Linked DNA regions of Homo sapiens: region 1 is linked to region 2. A link is a contact called in ENCODE Hi-C data. All regions are on one chromosome and are shown on one strand. The core of a region is the stretch at or near the end of the contact, and the rest is flanking DNA. Distances in the headings are between cores, read along the strand shown.

Region 1 (4,224 bases), core at 1,361-3,860, 740 kb after region 2:
TACTGTAGTCAATTTAAATTTATTACCCTTATATTGACAGGATTCTGTGCTTGAAACATACATGCTATTAAAACATTATAAGAAATTTGAAAAAGTCTCATGAGTGATAATATTAATAAAATTATGCTGATATAGGAAATAAGTTTCCAAATATGTGAAAGGTCTATACATAACTACCTTGTGAACATAGATACATAGAATAGCAGTTGAATTACAAGTAATGCTTGCTAAAATTTTTATTTCCACCTTATATATAAATTGTAATTGGCCACTAGACAGTAATATTTTTCTTGAGCTCTTACATATTAGTTACTATACTCTATGATTCAGCAAATTCTTATTTTTACAGCATTTGTTTTTTATAGAATGTAACTCAGTCAATTTTGAGTTCATATCTGCCCTTGACTTTGAAATAGGTTAAGATGAAAATAGTTTGAAAACATTCTTATTTTTTAAAATTCAATTCACCTGAACTCACATTTTAAACATCAAATTTTTTTCATATTGAAGCTTCCTCTCTCTCTGTCCTCGCTCTCTTTAATTCTAAGTTACTTTCTATGAAATTAAAGTTTTCCTGTGGAAACAAGTGAATCGAGAAAAAAATAACTACAGAGGTATTTTAAATTTTGCTCTGTTCTTAGTGCTTTTACATTAAAAATTTTAAATAGGTAATAATTTCCAATCATTTTGTATACCTTACATCACAAATAATGATTAAATATGTATGATTTATTTATTCTTTATGTTGCAATTTTGAATATATGTAAGTTATATCTCATTTTTTATTTTTTATCGATTTATTGTAATTTTAATTAATTTTATATATTATTTTTATTATTCAATTTTTTAAAGGTTAAATACATTTTTATTTAGAAGACCTGCTTTATATACAGTGTGGAGTACTTATAACATACTAATAAAATTCTAAGGCATAAAATTAAGAGATATTTTAGTCTATAGTTTATAAGCTTAATAATAGATTACAGCTATTCTCACTTCATGGTTTAGGACTACATCAAAAAGAGGGAAAGGTTATAATTTGAAATGACAGCAATATAGGATCCAAGAGCCATAGAAGCCACTTTGCTCATCATCATTTTTAAAATGGGGAAATTGAGGCCAATGTGATTAAGAAGCAAGCATAAGATAATCCAGTCAGCAATGAAGCTGCAAGCACAAGAAGGCAGCCTGATAGACTCATGGCATTTTGGAATACTAGCAGTTCTCTTTTTAGTACTGTAAGCTCCAATCTCCCTCTTCCTGGAAACAGTTCCTTGTTCTCAATCTTTCTTTATTTGTTTAAACCAGTAAAGACATGCAACTTGGTGGGGCTTTTCTGAGTCCGCAGAGGGAATTGTCAGAGCAGGTTTCCAGGAATGAGCTTGGAAAAAGCACCATGAAGAACATAAATTTCACACGGGAAGTCCAGTCATCCATCTCGCCATCAATTCTCTCCCTTCAAACTTTTAATATCTAACCTCATCTTTCTTTCCCTGTGGCCCGCGTGTTCAGTAGAGCGTGGTGGCTTACTTTCTTTAGGCAGTGATTTTTCGAAACCCCCGGCCAAAACGCGATGGGGAAACAGATTTCTAAGTAAGTCTCTGGGAAAGAATCTGCATCTCTGTGGCATTCCTACACTAGCTTCATCTTCTAATCACTTTCCTCTAATAGCCTTTCCTTAAACCAGAGTCTCTTGCTTTCAATCTGCATAAAGCAAGGGCTTCTAGGAAACCAAGTCTACATGACTCTACAAGGGAGGGATTGCAGTGAAAGCTGCGAGAAAGACCCGTGCGCTCTGTAACTAGGCGAGTCAGCATCACAGCCCAATGGAATATACTCTAAAGATGGGATTTTCATGCAAAATATTTAAAAGATTCCATCTTGATCTCTTGTGCGGCTTAAGCATTTAAAGATATAACTTGGGGTTCTCCCTGGATCCTGGCTACATCCCATGAAGCCCAAGTGCACAATTTTGGAATATTTCCTCCACGGTGCTTTGCTTGCTTGTTTGCTTTCGGCTGGGTCAGGTGAGGAGGATGACAGGGCTTCTGTATTGCTAAATGGGTTTTCACAGGAGATGGAAGATAAAAATCAAAATTATTTGTAACGTAAGACAGCAGGGCCTGGTGAGAGGACGCTTCGCCGCCAACAATTAGCAATTCGGCTTCTACACAGCAGCCGGAGATCAGCTTTGCTGCATTTGGTCCAGGTTGGAGCATCTCCGCAGCAGCTGCAACAGCCGCACGAAGGTAGCTCCGGGCGGGGAGCGAGGCGCTGTCCTCGGTGCTGAAAGGCCGAGGCGCGCGGTGGGCGCGACAGCCCCGGAGACCCGAGGTCTCGCGGAGGGACAGCGGCTACGGGCCCCGAGCTGTGCTTTCTCAGCGCCGCGCACGCGACGCGTCCACGGTGGTGCGGGGTGCCGGGCGCCGTGCGGGGGAGGGGGCGCGCGCTCCCGCCTCCTGCCGCGAGTCGCGCACGCGCGCCCGGGACTGCCTGCCCCTCTCTGTGACTTGCCTGTGTGTGTGCGTGTGTGTATGTGTGTGTGTGTGTGTGTGTGCGCGCGCGCGTGAGTGAGAGAGGAGAGAGGGAGAAGAGAGCGCGAGAGAGGGTGAGTGTGTGTGAGTGCATGGGAGGGTGCTGAATATTCCGAGACACTGGGACCACAGCGGCAGCTCCGCTGAAAACTGCATTCAGCCAGTCCTCCGGACTTCTGGAGCGGGGACAGGGCGCAGGGCATCAGCAGCCACCAGCAGGACCTGGGAAATAGGGATTCTTCTGCCTCCACTTCAGGTTTTAGCAGCTTGGTGCTAAATTGCTGTCTCAAAATGCAGAGGATCTAATTTGCAGAGGAAAACAGCCAAAGAAGGAAGAGGAGGAAAAGGAAAAAAAAAGGGGTATATTGTGGATGCTCTACTTTTCTTGGAAATGCAAAAGATTATGCATATTTCTGTCCTCCTTTCTCCTGTTTTATGGGGACTGATTTTTGGTGTCTCTTCTAACAGCATACAGATAGGTAGGTACCCTTTGTGCTATGCTTTTGAATTGTGCATAATTTGGTGGTAATCTTTGTTCACAGTGTACAAATTAATTCATGTCATGTAGACTTATGTCATACCTTGACTGCATTCCAGATTTAAACTACCTAGAATATACATGTTTTTCTTAGGATGAAGCAAAAGGAAAAGACTATGCCTTTGATACAATAGAAGAAAAGGTCCTCTCATTTCGGATCCCCAAATTTTATTAATTCTGCCTTAGCGACATTTTCCAGTTTGCTCAGATTTTCTTGGGGTCTGAATGCAAAGCTTGTGATTACATGGAAAGGTGAAGGTTTCTGGCCGCCTACCTCGCCTTCAGACTCTCATCTGGGTCTTGACCCCTTGGCTAGCTTTTGGATATTCCACCCCCGCTGTCCGAGTCCGTAGGTGTGTTTATTCGGCCTATTCGCGTGAATAAGAGACTCTTGGATTTTTGGGCGCTAGCGCGCGCCCCTCCTTTCCCTCCCGGGGCACTGACACTGTTCTCTTGCTTGCTGTTTGTTCTTTGCAGGGGGGCTATTTCCTAGGGGCGCCGATCAAGAATACAGTGCATTTCGAGTAGGGATGGTTCAGTTTTCCACTTCGGAGTTCAGACTGACACCCCACATCGACAATTTGGAGGTGGCAAACAGCTTCGCAGTCACTAATGCTTGTAAGTAATGAATATTCATGCCTTTCGGGTGCTGCACGCGGAAGGCCAGCGAGTGTGAGTGTGTGTGTGCGTTTCTGGGGTGGTGTGTGTGCGTTTCTGTGTGTCAGTGTGTGGGTGTGAGTGACTGCACACACGCGTGCGTGTGACCGTGTAGAGAGAAGGTGGCTGTAATCTCAGGGACCCCCGCTGGCTGGAGAGGGCTGAAGAGAGAGGGAAAGGACGTCAAGAGTGTGCGCATTAGGGAGCCGGGGTGAGGGTTGGAGCCAGGGAGGGCGGCTTTCTTGGGTTCAAGGGGTTTTCGCTCATCTTGAGTGCTTCAGGAGAAGCCCTCCCACCTCGCTCCCCATCGAGCGCCTGTTGGCACCCTGCCCACAGAGAACACGTTGTTCCCCAGGGCGCGCAGTCGGGCTGTTGGACAAATCCCACGAGGGACTGCCGGAGCCCAGTGGCCTCCTGCCCCAGCAGCTGCCGCTCTCGCCCGCTGCCCCCAGTTTAGATCCGCAGCACCGGCTGGGCTCACCCTGCGGCCCTCGC
Region 2 (4,164 bases), core at 1,339-3,838:
TAGCTTTGACTGCACAAGGAACTCAGGATAATTAGGGAGAGAGAGCTTGCTCACAGTTATCAGAGGCATACAACTCCCTCACTGGTCTGATCTCTGCTGCTCCCAGCTCAGACTCATATCCCTCCTTACCCTCCAAGCTACTCCAAATAAGTAGCAGATCAGGGACAGCAAAGCATAAGTTATATAGACATGCTTCTACAAGAGGCTGCTTCCCCCTGACCCAAACACTCAGGGCCCACAAGAAAATGTGGGGTTTTTAAGATCAAATTAGAAGGAAGCCATTATCCTCAGCAAACTAATGCAGGAACAGAAAAACAAGGACCTCATGTTCTCACTTATAAGTGGCAGCTGAACAATGAGAACACATGGAGACATGGTGGGGAACAACACACACTGGGGCCTGAGATGGGGAGGTAGAGGGAGGGAGAGCATCAGGGAGAAGAGCTAATGGATGTTGGGCTTAATACCTAGGTGATGGGTTGACCTGTGTAGCAAACCACCATGGCATCTGTTTACCTATGTAACAAACCTGCACATCCTGCACATGTACCTGGGAACTTAAAATAAAAATGGAAGAAAAATGAAAAATAATAAAGTAAAAGGAATGCAGTGATAGGAATATCATGAGGCATTAAATGCAGGGATAATAAAGAATGATTTTTTAAATAAGAAATTTTCTTCTTTCTAGTTTAATGTATTAAAATGTGTTTATATAATTGTATATTTTATTGTTATATTACTGTGTTTTTCTGCATCACGTTTATAACATGGCTAAACTACATTATATCCATTTGTAATAAAAAATCTTACTCTGCTTTGTTATAGTATTAACTTATAAGTATACATTCAAGCTATAAGTAAATTACTCAGAATCAAAAGCAATTTGAGCTGGGCGCGGTGGCTCACACCTATAATTCCAGTACTTTGGGAGGCTGAGGCAGGCGGATCATGAGGTCAGGAGATTGAGACCATCCTGGCTAACACGGTGAAACTCCGTCTGTACTAAAAATACAAAAAATTAGACAGGTGTGGTGACACGCGCCTGTAGTCCCAGCTACTCAGGAGGCTGAGGCAGGAGAATCCCTTGAACCCTGGAGGCAGAGGTTGCAGTGACCCGAGATTGCACCACTGCGCCCCAGCCTGGGCGACAGAGCGAGACTCTGTCTCAAAAAGAAAAAGAAAGAAAACGAAAATTCTTTTAACCCTCATTTACCTTGCATTTCTATAATTGTAAAACATAGAAATATTAACATAGCTATTAGAGATTATTCAGTGTTGCCTTGAGGCTCCAGTTAAAACAACAGAAATGAATACACTCCTCAAGTTTTAAACACAATGAAATGTTATGAACTATTTTTAAGAGAAAAATCCCTACCTACTTGTGTAACAAATTATTGCTATGTGTTAATGATATATGTTGACATAGCTCATATATAGCACATACATTGAGCAATAAATATTGAAATGTTTTCTTTATTCATGCTAGCCCTTTTCAATCCATTTTAAACATTTAAGGGGCTTTGTCATAAAATAATTTTTTATTAAAGTGAATTGTATATAAATCCCATTTTGCAATGACTATTTTTTTAAAAGACAAAGAAGAGAATGATAAATGAGCTTTCTGCTATTGATCTATTCAGCCACAGGGTGTCATTCTTGGAGTACAGATTAGCCTGTCTAGAAGCAATACTCTGGCAGCAGATACCAAACACCATATCATATTCAGTATGTTGAATACATAATGAAAGCTCCTGACTTTTAGCCTAATTTAATACTTCTTTATACTCAGCAAACTACATCATTAGACATTTTCCAGATCTGTTTTGTAATTTTTAAATTATCTTTAGAATAAAAGCATGAAGACAACAAACAAAATTTCTAGTGGACTCAACCTCAGTGAATTGAATTAGATTGCTAGTCTTGGGAAGATAGTGAGAGAAAATATACAATCGGTACTGCTCTCTTATATTCAGAGAGAGTTATAAGGAAAAACAACGAAGTTGACAGATAGCCATACTTATAAAAAGCATTTTCCCTTTAAAAGTTATTTCCATTTATTTCATCAAACTAATAGATTATATCGCACCAGTACATGGCTCAAGAAAACTCCAAACATGCTTGGTATAGCTATTTTATGCTGAATTTGCAAAGCGTTCTAGGCCGAAAGTTAACATAGACTATGGAACTATAGTCTCACCCAAATCAGTTTAAACTTGGCACCAAGTATCCCACTTTGTCTTCTCCCACATTGGGTACAACTCATCTGAAAAAGGGTAACTTTAACCATGGTGCATAAGTCATGAAAATGGCTTGGAAAGACCTCATTAAAATGGGGCCAGATAAAGGTTAAGAAAAAGGTGATATTAACCTGACACTTTGCTTCTCTCTTCTTTAATCACTGGTAATGTGGGGACACTTAAACCTCTATCATAAACTTAGATGGAAATTCCCTCATGCCTACTTACATTGCTCCCAGCCCATCATCATGTGTAGAAAACAGATCAATGTTTTACTCCTTCATTCAGAGAGCTTTTTTCAAATATGATCCCATAATAGAGAGAAAACCAGACATGATTCACGTACTCATGCAGCTTAGTCTCTAGTGAGTGAGAGAGACATGAATCAACCACGCAAGTAAGACATAACATTCCAATGTGGTTAGTGCTAAGAAAGAGAAACACACCACAGTGCTACAAATGCTTATTTAATTGGGAATTTTACCCATGACTAGAGAAGAATTTCCTGAGTTAGCCAGGGCAGAGCTAGGGTATGGTCAATGAGTAATACTAACCAATCAAATAGAGAACAGAGAGAGATCAAGTCTGGAGCCTGTCAGGAAGACAGTATCATGAGCTCCAGTAACTGAAGAGGTTCAGGTCTCATCAAACAGATGGTGAAGACAATGTGGTGGAAAAGGCTGAAATGGTAGTCAATAAGTCATGTCAAGGATTTCGGTCTTTGCTTTTTGGTCTTTATCCTAAGAGCAAGAGGAAGCCGATGAATGTTTCCAAGCAAGAGAAGGATGAGGGAGGGAAAAGTGTTGAATATTCTAAGGTGCAGATTTGCACTTTGAGAAAGATTATTCTGTTTAGGATGCAAAAGGAATTTTTAGTGGACAAAGGTGGTTCTTGGAAAACCAGTTACAAGCTAGAAGTTGGCGGCTTGTATTAAAGAAACAAAAGTTAAAAATCGAAATAAGATGGACTTGAGACATATAGAAAGGAATTCCTTACCTATCTAGGGATTCTGTGTGGGGATGAATCTTTGATTTCGTCTCATTAATGGCTGGTGAGACTCCATTGTACAAAAAAAAGTTGATTTAAGGGACTACACCTGACTGGGTGCAGTGGGTCACACCTGTAATCCCAACACTTTGAGAGGCCAAGGTGGGAAGATCGCTTGGGCCAGGAGTTCGAGACCAGCCGGGGCAACAAAATGAGAACTTGTCTCTTCCAGAAAATTTTAAAACTTTGTGAGGCATGATGGCTCACACCTGTAGTCCAAGCTGCTCTGGTGCCTAAGTCGTTCAACATCACCCCAAGAAAGGTAAAAGGAGGTTTCCTGACTTATGGTCACATATTTCAACTACTCATTCATATGTTTAGCTATATATCACCACATACTCCTCTAAAAATTATTATAACAATTTAGATTTTTACCAAAAAATGGAGACCCAATTGTCCCATGTTCTTGATACCTCTGAGCAATGTCAATCTTTTTTATCTTGACTTATAAAACTTGGTTTAAAAAAACTTACTCTCTTGTCATTTCCTCAATTAGGAAGCAGTTGAACACATTTTCACAAGTTTGTTAGCTATCTTTATATCTTTTACATGAATTGACTATTTTCATTTGCCCAATGCTAGCACAGTGTTTGACTTTTTCTGAAAGATTTATAAAAGCTATAGTTTTTATGTTTCGTTGCAAATTATCTTCCTGTTTGTTTAATAAAAGCAAGCTAAGGACCTCTGCTTACCCTCAAACTGTACTATCTGTCACAGCTTCTGCTTCCTCACGATTTTAAATTTCCTTATAACTTCAGCTGGTTCATGGCCACTTAGTCCTATTGTCATCTCTATAGGGTTTTTGTATTTAGAAGATAAAATTACAAGACAGCCAATTAAATTTGAACTTCAGATAAAACAACACATATTTTTAACTGTA

Evidence for each region. Hi-C counts contacts between places; a loop is a spot of excess contacts on that map. Pooled maps may share reads with other maps.
Region 1: a loop to region 2 is called in a map of MCF 10A, with 6 times the contacts of the local background. The contact joins the promoter of GRIA2 here to the enhancer-like site in region 2. A Hi-C loop is called at or near these places in 10 of 168 maps with a recorded cell type or tissue (GM12878, HCT116, HepG2 and 7 more), 8 of 37 single-sample maps with no recorded cell type and 14 of 50 pooled maps.

What each region holds. Positions count from the first base shown.
Region 1 is chr4:157,218,118-157,222,341 of GRCh38, forward strand. GRIA2 (glutamate ionotropic receptor AMPA type subunit 2) reads left to right here and starts at 2,611. Exons shown (of 16, transcript NM_001083619.3): 1 at 2,611-3,013; 2 at 3,550-3,690. The coding sequence starts at 2,926.
Region 2 is chr4:156,473,828-156,477,991 of GRCh38, forward strand. No RefSeq gene overlaps it. Among named protein-coding and RNA genes, the nearest start is that of LINC02272, 170 kb to the right of the region's middle. Within about 2 kb of position 2,589, at least 3 of the 41 ENCODE cell types and tissues checked have a DNase peak (open chromatin) inside an H3K27ac peak, as active enhancers do; they include mammary epithelial cell, where a contact is called at or near this core.